2 separate regions of the Homo sapiens genome follow, and region 1 is linked to region 2. A link is an interaction called in ENCODE POLR2A ChIA-PET data of the cell type or tissue named here. Cell type or tissue: PC-9. All regions are shown on one strand. Links, peaks and the distances in the headings refer to the core of each region. The heading gives the core; the rest is flanking DNA.

Region 1 (5,390 bases), core at 203-5,202, 140 kb after region 2:
GAACTACGTATTAGAGTTAAAGTCAGTGAGATTTAGTAACGGCATGTGAATGATCACAGTGAGACAGGAATCTAGAGTGACTCCCATGAGGCTGGATGAACGATGGTGCCATTCACCAAGAAGGAACATAAGATGATGGTAAGGTTTTAGATACACCAAATTTGAGCTGCCTTTGGGATATTGAGGTAAAAATGTTCAGTAAGCAATTAGATAGCCAGAGGTCGAGCTTTGAAGAGAGACTGGGAATTGACAGCTAAAGCATAAAAAAAGGATGAGATTGAGAGAACTCCTTGAAGAAAGAAAGAAGGCCAAAGGGAGGACAGCTTTGTGACAAACCAGATTTTTGGTAGAGAAAGGTTTATTGTCTTTGTCAGATTTCATGTGAAGGCTAGTTACTCATTCCAAATTTAACTGTACCACGTTGAAACGGTGTGACTCGTAGTGGCTCTGTTTTTAGATTAAAGTGGGAGTCTGTTCAGCAGTGCTTTATGATTTTAAGGCCTCCCTGCACAAATTAATACTGCCTAAGATGTCACCGCAGCCTAAAGGAAGACTTGTGGAAGGCTCTCAGCTGTGTACAGGGGAACAAAATGTCTCCATCAGATAGAGTGGATTTGGTCCGCATCTGTCTCCCCTCTACTGGCAGACCATTTTTCTGTGGAAAACTGAAATTTTCCTCCTGAAGGAGATGATAGAAGCTCTGACTGGGACTCCAGCTGTAGAAAAGGATGCCTAATTACCATGACACGTACCTCCTGATGGGAGTTCACTGGAGGTGATGGTTTAGAGCTGCTGCATGTGGTTAACAATTTGTGCCATGCTCATTTTGCACAATTGTACGTGTCTTGGTCATGGTGGGGTGGCAAAAATAGGAACATTTTTGCTTTTGTTTAGCCACATTTTATTTTTCCCTGTAACTTTTAAAAGAGTTGAGTGAACTGGCAATATTCATTTTTAAGTAAAGTATAATAATCAGCACCTTAAAATTAGTGTATTATCAAAATATCATCTTAAAGCAAAAGAAGGTAGCCTGGGCAACATGGCAAAACCCTGTCTCTACAGAAAATACAGAAATTAGCCAGGCGTTGTGGTGTGCACCTGTAATCCCAGCTACTCGAAAAGCTGAGGTGGGTGGATCGCTTGAGCCAGGAAGGTTGAGCTTACAGTGAGCTGAGATCCAGCCACTGCACTTCAGGCTGGGCAACAGAGCAAGACCCTATCTCAAAATAAAAATAAAAAACCATGCAAGCTAATATAGTTTTCAGAAAGTCTCCTACATTCTGAATCAGTTTCTATGAAATTTGGTAATGTGATCACAGAAATATACAATTATTGAACAAGGGCTACAGTTTCCTGAACTTTAGGTTTGGGGCACTTTGTTTTCACTTGCAGCCTGGTGGACATTCTGAGAGTGAACCTCCAAAATTCCAGCAGCCATTTCTTTCACTGGCAATAATTGGTCTTTTACATTTCCATAAATTCTTGGCTAGCTAGTCATCACTTGTATGTACTGCATATTAAGTAATTGCTATGGCAGACTTAAAAGAAAAGTTAAACCTTTTCCTCTTGGTTCTTAACCAAGATGTTATGCATCAGAATCACCTGAGGAGCTTCTTCAAGGGGAAAAAAACGCCCACATTCTGAAGCCCACACATAACATATTCTAAGTCAGTAAATCAGGCGGTGGCATTCCAGTGATCTTGACTCACAGCTGAGAACCACTGCTTAGTGCTGTTTGTCTTTATGGTGTTAATGTTTTAAGAGAAGAAGATATATGATACTTCACCTCATTGCTGTTTCTGTTGACTCCACCTTTAGGTCACAGTAAGGCTGTTAGGGATATCTGCTTCAATACTGCAGGAACACAGTTCCTCAGTGCAGCCTATGACAGGTATCTTAAGCTCTGGGACACTGAGACAGGTAAGAGTTCACTTATGCTAATACACATTCATCTTACAAGTTATTTATATTTGAAATGGTGTGAGTAGTCTTTTGTGGCAAAATGGCACCTTCTCTAACTGCTGATTCTCATACCATTCACTGTCAGCAAATATCACAAAATACATTTGTAAGTCGAAACTGAGCATGAGTAGCTCTTTCACTGTGAAACTTGTTTCCACCAGATAGATTTTATAAAGCAAACGTACTGACAAATAAGCAAAGTGGAAATCTTGTATAGGCCATCTAATTGATTTTTTTGTTCCCCTACATCACCTAGCACTGTGCATTGCACATAACAGAAGTGCAATAAATGTCTAATGAACAAAATTAAATGTATTTGCGCAAATTGATTAAAATGTAGGTCTCAACTTTCACAGGCCAGTTGGTTTTATATATTCACAGCCATACTAATTGCTGTTTATTAATTGATTCACATTAATATGTTGTGGCTAGTATAATTTTATGTAATTATAAAAATTATCTTACTATCTTATTGTCTTACTGTCATTACCCTTACTGCATCTGAAGGGTAATGATAATAGTTAATGTTTATTAAACATCATTTAACAGGCATAATTGCTAAGCACTGATATTCAGTGTCTCCTTCAATCTTAATTTATCCCTATGAGGTAAGTACTATTATTATATTATAGATAAGGAAACTGAGGCTTAAAGAGCTAACTTTTTCAGGGTCACACAGCTAATAAGTAGCAGACTTGGGTTCAAACGAAGCTCTCTCTGATGCCAAAGCCCATATTCTTCAGCACTTTAGCAGTGGTTCTCAATTCTGGCCACACATTGTAATCATCTGAAGAGCTTTAATATTACTGATGCCTGAGTCCTACCTTCAAAGGTATTTATATAATTGGTATGGCTATAGACTAGATGATTGTACTGTGTAGCCAAGGCTGAGAGACTACTATTTTGCAGATTCTTTTAAAAATCAAGATAAAATACACATACAGTAAAATGTATGAAGTGCCTAAATATTCAGTGATTTTTTTTTTTTTTTTTTTGGTAAACATATCTATGCAGTTGTCTACCACAAAGATCAAGATCTAGAACATTTGCGGCACTCAGTAAAGGTTTCTTATGCCCTTTTCCAGTCTGTGCCCACTGCCAGTAACCATAGTAACCACTTTTGTCATCATTTTCCTCTTCATTTTTCCTCTTCTTAAACTTCTTATAAACGAAATCATACCATTTTTTCTCTTTTGTTTCTAGCTCCAGCATAATATCTGAGATTCCCTCATGGCTTGTACCAGTAGTTTGTTCTTTTTTATTGCTTGCACTATTCCATTATATGAATGAAGTTATAATTTATTTATTCTACAATTGGTAGTACCGATTTACTTTTGAAAAAATTATTTTTAATCATTAAAAATCTGTGAAAAAGAACAAATGTAGTTTACAGTAAAGAGCAAGCAGGCAGCCCTTCCTCAAAATGTATTAAGCAGGTGACCTCTAGATCTTAATCTCACAGTCATCTTTAAGTGGTCAAATTTATTTTACCTATTTAATTTGAGTCTTTGGTTTTAGGACAGTGTATATCAAGATTTACAAACCGAAAAGTACCTTATTGTGTCAAATTCAATCCTGATGAAGATAAGCAAAATCTCTTTGTGGCTGGGATGTCTGATAAGAAGATTGTGCAAGTAAGTCTTTCACAGTATTTTGTTAAGACTCCTAAGCTTTATGTTGTATAAGGGGATGGAATAAGTTAATAAGCTAATATTACTCATTTAATGTTTGCTACTTTTAGGGACGGCTAATGCACCATTCTTAGCAGAAAAATTTACATTTATAAAAATATCGTGTTGAAGATCTTCTCCTTCTCCACTTTCCAGAATTATGGTCTTTCATAAATCCACTCTACTTCTGTCTTTACCTTTTTTCTTGCCTGATACACAGTGGGACATTCGAAGTGGAGAAATTGTGCAGGAATATGATCGGCATTTGGGAGCTGTCAACACCATTGTTTTTGTGGATGAGAATAGGAGATTTGTGAGCACATCTGATGATAAAAGCCTAAGAGTTTGGGAATGGTGAGTTTCCATCAGTAGAAAATCTGATTTACATAAAGCAAGCAGTTAAAAATTATATAGACAAAGATGAAGCCTGATAATATGCAACCATTTGAATATTTTTTGCAACTGTGATCCTGGCTTGCCAATCAAACTGTTTTAACTATTTAAGTACTGACAATATGCAGATTAAATCCAAACATGCTACCATTTATAATCTTTGGATAGTCTTTCCAAAGGATGTGTATCTTGAGTTGTTTTTCTTATACGGATGACAGATTTGTATTTTGCTGTCTTACATTCTTTATTAGGTACCTTATTCATCTCTGTAAAATAACTGGCAAGCAGTAGGGGGACTGAGCATAAGATCATGGCCCTAGAACCACCCAAAGAAAATAGTGGTGTATATCTTAATTTTTTAAATGTCTACTTTTTATGATTTTTCAGTACTGAAAATGCCCCATGTATTAGTCTGTTTTCACACTACTGATAAAGACATACCCAAGACTGGGCAATTTACAAAAGAAAGGTTTAATGAACTTAAGTTCCACATGGCTAGGGAGGCCCCACAATCATTGATGAAGGAGAAAGGCACTTTTTTTTTTTTTTTTTTTTTTTTGAGACGGATTCTTGCTGTGCCACCCAGGCTGCAGTGGCGCAATCTCAGCTCACTGCAAGCTCCGCCTCCCGGGTTCACGCCATTGTCCTGCCTCAGCCTCCCAAGTAGCTGGGACTACAGGCGCCCGCCACCACGCCCGGCTAATTTTTTGTATTTTTTAGTAGAGATGGGGTTTCACTGTGTTAGCCAGGATGGTCTCGATTTCCTGACCTTATGATCCGCCCACCTTGGCCTCCCAAAGTGCTGGGATTACAGGCGTGAGCCACTGCACCCAGCCAGAAAGGCACTTCTTACATGGCGGCAGCAAGAGAGGGAATGAGAGCCAAGTGAAAGGGGTTTCACTTTATAAAACCATCAGATCTCATGTGACTTACTACCACGCAAGAACAGTATGGTAGAAACTGTCCCCGTGATTCAGTTATCTCCCACAGGGTCCCTCCCACAATACATGGGAATTATGGGAGTACAATTCAAGATAAGATTTGGGATGGGACACAGAACCAAACCATATCACCCCATATCATGACTCTGGTACAAATGTTTTACTTATGGAATATAGTCATATTATATTGGTTAATTGTACTTTACTAGGGAAAAAATATTTTTCTAAAGTTAAGCAATATACTAGTTTCATTACATATCATAGTGTGTTCTATAATTTAGTTGCAAAAAAAATGCTTACTAACCTTTTTGTTAAAACGAATGATTGGATGGAAGCCGCCATGTTTTTACAGTCAGTTATGAAGCACAGCTCAACCATGAGTCCTCCTAGCAAAGACTAAAAAGTGTGTCTTTCCATCCCCAGA
Region 2 (5,390 bases), core at 229-5,228:
CAAAGAGAACAAAACTGGAGGCATCACATTTCCTGACTTCAAACTATACTATAAGGCTGCAGTAACCAAAAAGCATGGTACTGGTACAAAAACAGACACACAGGCCAATGGAACAGAATAGAGAACTGAGAAATAAGGCCACACACCTACAGCCGTCTGATCTTTGACAAAGTTGACAAAAGTAAGCAACAGGGAAAGAACTCCTATTCAATAAATGGTGCTGGGATAGCTGCCTAGCTATACGAAGGATGGCTGGGTTTTACAAGGACCCCTACCTTTCATCATATATAAAAAGTAACTCAGGATGGATTAAGAACCTAAACATAAGACCTGAAACTATATGAATCCTAGAAGAAAACCTAGGAAACAGCATTCTGGACATTAGCCTTGGGAAAGAATTTATGACTAAGTTCTCAAAAGCCACTGCAACAAAAACAAAAACTGATACATGGGACCTAATTAAACTAAAGGGCTTCTGTACAGCAAGACAAACTATCAACAGAGTAAACAGACAATCTACAGAATGGGAGAAAATATTCAAAAACTGCATCTGACAAAGATCTAATATCCAGAATCCATAAGGAACTTAAATCAACAAGCAGGAAAAAAAAAGTAACTCCATTAAAAATCAGCAAAAGACATGAACAGAAACCTCAAAAGATATACTAGTGGTGAACAAACATGAAAACATGCTCCACATCACTAATCACCAGAGAAATACAAGCCAAAACCATGATGAGGTACTATCTCACACGAGTTATCCATGGCTATTATTAAAAAGTCAAAAACCTACAGATGCTGGTGAGACTGCAGAGAAAAGGGATGCTTCTACACTGTAGAGGGGAATGGAAATCAGCCCAGCTACTATGGAAAGCAGTTTGGAAATTTCTCAGATAACTTAAAACAGAACTACCATTTGACCCAGCAATCCCATTAGTGGGTATATAACCAAAAGAAAATAAATCATTCTACCAAAAAGACACATGCACTCATATGTTCATTGCAGGACTATTCTCAATAGCAAAGACATGGAATCAACCTAGTTGCCCATCAGTGGTGAATTGGATAAAGAAAATGTGGTACATACATACCATGGAATACTACACAGCCATAAAAAGGAACAAAATCATGTCCTTTAAGGCAACATGGATGCAGCTGGAGGCCATTATCCTAAGCAAATTAATGCAGAAACAGAAAACCAAATACCACATGTTCTCACTTATGAGATCTAAACAGTGGGTACTCATGGACATAAAGATGGGAACAACAGACACTGGGAACTACTAGAGCAGGGAGGGAGGTGGGCAAGGGTTGAAAAACTACTGGGCACTATGCTTAGGACCTGGGTGATGGGATCAATCATACTTCAAACCTCAGCATCACACAATATACCCAGGTAACACACCTGCACATGTACCCACTGAATCAAAAAGTTGAAATTATTTTAAAAACTAAATAAAATCCATGTTTCTACCAAGAAAATAAATTTTGGAAGTTTATGCATCTCCCACACATTTGATTTATATTTTCATGATTGACTTAAGCTTGACCCTATGTGTCCTTTTTTCAAGAAAAATAAAATTTTATTTGCAATTTGGATTCAGAATTCATTCTGGGTTTCACAAGGATCTCTTTGGTTGTCAATGTCATGTTCAGTGCTTCTCCACAGAACTTTACCCACAAGTCCACTGAAAGATGGTATACAGAAAGCTGAGGCTGAATTGAACTTAAAGTGCCTGCATCTTCTCCACAGGCTAAGCCTTAAAATAGTGTTTGTTCTCCATCACACTATCTACAGATTTTGAATTTAAGATCACTTTCAGATTAGGGCAATGATTCCCAACTCTGGCCAGACAATAGAATCATCTGAGGGACTTTTACAAAATGGTCATAATTTGGGACTCACCTACCACTGAAACCACTGGAAGGTCAAATTCCATTGATGGCATTTGAGTGGGAACATGATATGGAAATATTATGTTTTAGGAATGTTGGTCAGGTTGCTATATCCCTAATTGAGATCTTTTATATATATATATATATATATATATATATATATATATATATTTTATTATACTTTAAGTTCTAGGGTACATGTGCACAACGTGCAGGTTTGTTACATATGTATACATGTGCCATGTTGGTGTGCTGCACCCATTAACTCGTCATTTACATTAGGTATATCTCCTAATGCTACAGTATTTTTTTTGACAGTCAGGTCTGCTGATGCTTAAACCTAGGTTGACAGAGTCCTGAATCATGGGTTCTCCCATGTACCTCATTCTTTCTTCCCATAGTTCCCTGGAGTTTACCTGACTTTCCTTTTTTGAAGTTCTCATTCCACATAGAACAGTTTGTAGAAAAGTATGTGTCCCAATACCATTCCCTGTTTCACTAATCTTGGAGAGAGATTTTATTCACGTGTCATAACACTCAAAAGGCACACAATATAGAGCCAAACACTACTAGCCTGTCTACTTCTCTGTCTTTCGGCCTCAGTTTTCCTCCCTGAAGTCACCACATTTCTAGTTCTTGAGGTGTTCTTGCAGAGCTGGGTTATGCACACACAAGCAAATGTTGCATATATGGATTAACTAAAATGATATCCTTTTAAGCACTGTTCAGTAATTTGCTTTTTCCCTTTTCTCTTCTATCCCTACAACTAAGCATGTAGGCCCTTCTTCTTCATTTAAGTATTTTTTAAGGAGAATGAAAAGGGCAATGACGAGAGTCCAGAAAGAGGATCCAGAACTGTAAAAGTTCTCACAGTGATATTTCTGAGGTCCTTGTACCTGAGAACTTCCTGCTTTTTCCCTTTTTCTCTACCTGAGGGTGTTATTCAATCTTATTTTCCTAACCCCTTTCAACCTTCTGAGTCCCTGACCCTATTCAGCATTTTTCTTCTGTCCTTTATTCATGATACTGACTCTCACTAGGAAGTGGGTCTGAATTTACAGTTAGGATGGAACAGTACTTATGAATAGCAAACCATTCAGGGACTTCCTAACCTCATTTGGAAATTACACATCTCAGAGGAATTTATGGTCACCTTGAGCAACCTCTCAACACAGTAAGTTAAGCAAGGGTCTCAGTTATGATGTTAAGAGTTGGAATTCAAAGAAAGGGGTAAATAGGAAAAACAATGCAAGAGAAATGTGATGCAATTTGATAAATGACTAGGTTCAGGGAATGGAGAGAAAGAAGTGAACTCTCTACGCCTTAGAATCAAGATTTTAAACTCAAGAGACTGAAAGAATGGTGGGATCACTATCAAACAAGACATTCTTTCAAAAGCTGCCTTTTTTTTTTGGTTGAATACTGTACACATCAGATTTTGGAGGCAGACCAAGCATGGGAAAATCTGTGGAGTAGCAGTTTGTCTCCAACCCTTTTCTGTACTTTTTCTGGCCCACCCTTCTCTCTGACTCCATGGGCCATTCTTCCACTGGATTGCCTGTCATCTAACTCTTGCTAAAGTGATGAACAGTATCAGGTGTGGGCTGATAAAGGCAAAAGTTGCATCCTGTCCCAGGGGTAGCTACAATTTAAAAGGAGAAATAAAGAAGACTTAAGACCAAAAAAAAAAAAATGCATCTACAAGAGTGGAATTAATGTGTCCTAGTTAATTTTTTAGACAAGCTGGTAGACCTCAGATCACATGGTGGTTTGTTAATCACAAGGTTAATTCTGTTCTATTGGGACCACTTAATTCCAAAGCTTCTCTTGCCTGAACACAGACTATAGCCTACTGATAGGGTTTTAGGCCTATTATTCTGTGAAGCACAAAGTTACTCTGTAGCCATCCATTCGGTTATTTTAAAATATAACAATAGAGGCTGAATAATATTCTTCTATATTTCCTGATAGTCTTTTTGGTGGAATTTTCTGTGGTCCAAATTGGCCTTCCCTTACTGGGACTATGTAACATTTAATATCTTGTTTAAAAAGAGAGAAAGCTTCATCATTACAACCAAAACTTTAATAAAGACACATGGCTCTTTTAAAAAGAAAACTGCCCACATTCCTAGTAAGTTGAACACAACTGAAACAGCTGATCTGTTATTATGGGCATGTACACTCAGACCAGAGCCAGGAACTCAGTAGTACACACATACAACAGTCACAAATTTAAATCCAGTTGAGTTTACCAGAGGTCCAGCTAACGTAGATATAAACTGCTTAACCTCCTCTAGGCATCTGACCTTGAAAATATTCACACTGAGAAGAAGCAGTATCACACAGTGGTGAAGAGCACAGGCACTGAAGCCAGGCTATTTGGGCTCAGATACTAGCTCTACCACTTACAGCATTCCCCCTTATCCATGGGGGTACGTTCCAAGACCCCCCAGTGGATGCTGTAAACCAGATAGTACTGAACCCTATATATACTATGTTTTATCCTATACAGCCATATCTATGATAAAGTTTATGAATTAGGCACAAAGATTAACAACTACTTGTAAAATAGAATAAAAGTTATGTGAATGTAGTCTCTCTCCCAAAATAAGTTACTGTGCTAACTCTTCTTCTTGTGGTGATGTGAGATGATAAAATGCCTACGTGATGAAATAAAGTGAGGTGAACGACATAGGCATTGTGACATAGTGTGAGGCTACTACTGACCTTCTGCCAACACGTCAGAAGGCTCATCTGCTTCAGGGGATCCTGGATCACTGAGCCATGATGATGTCAGGATTTTGACATCATCATGTCATCACCTGCTTCAGGTGATCCTGGATCATTGAGCCATGATGATCCATGGCTGGATGTCAGGAGCAGCTCATGATATTAATGGCCAGGTAGTGTATCCAGCATGAATACGCTGGATAAAGGGATGATTGATGTGCTGTGTTGGACAAAGAGGGGTGGCACAAGATTGCATCACGCTACTCAGAACAGTGCATAATTTAAAACTCATGAATTGTTTATTTCTGGAATTTTCCATATACCTGTATTATTATTTCTGGACTGCAGGTAACTGAAACCTCAGAAAGCAAAACTGTGGATAAGGGAGGACTACCGTACTACTTAGGTGACCTCGAGACATGTATTTAACCTGCTGTGCTTTGGATTCTGCAAAATGTGGACCACATTAATAACTACTCTGTAGAATGGCTGTGAATATAACATAATACATGGAAAGCACGTAGAATGGAGCATAGAACATCGTGCCATATAAGTGTTAGCTGTGTTCTTACTTAATAATAGAAACATTTTATATTCAGATTTTGTGGGCAATTTTGCAATTAATTTTAGTTTGTTAAAATGTGACCAATGGAAAAAAAGTATTAGCTTTTTTCTTTAATTACTTCTCCCTCTTCTACTGTAAGGTTTCCCTCTGACATCCCAGGGTCTAGTAATGGCATCCACATGTGGCAATAAACTATAGC

The links. ChIA-PET counts read pairs that join two places held together with the same protein. Peaks named below come from ENCODE experiments on the same cell type or tissue, not always from the same donor. Only the 100,000 strongest peaks of a DNase experiment are listed, where the experiment ranks them.
Region 1: POLR2A ChIA-PET joins it to region 2 with 9 read pairs; 3 of 35 experiments call an interaction of 5 or more read pairs at or near these places.

Annotation. Positions count from the first base shown.
Region 1 is chr6:110,215,884-110,221,273 of GRCh38, forward strand. It overlaps CDC40 (cell division cycle 40), which reads left to right. Exons shown (of 15, transcript NM_015891.3): 10 at 1,819-1,920; 11 at 3,481-3,596; 12 at 3,853-3,986. Among named protein-coding and RNA genes, the nearest start is that of CDC40, 38 kb to the left of the region's middle. In PC-9, for the core only: no CTCF peak of the experiment used is centred there; no DNase peak of the experiment used is centred there.
Region 2 is chr6:110,072,561-110,077,950 of GRCh38, forward strand. No RefSeq gene overlaps it. Among named protein-coding and RNA genes, the nearest start is that of GPR6, 97 kb to the left of the region's middle. In PC-9, for the core only: no CTCF peak of the experiment used is centred there; a DNase peak (open chromatin) is centred at 3,041.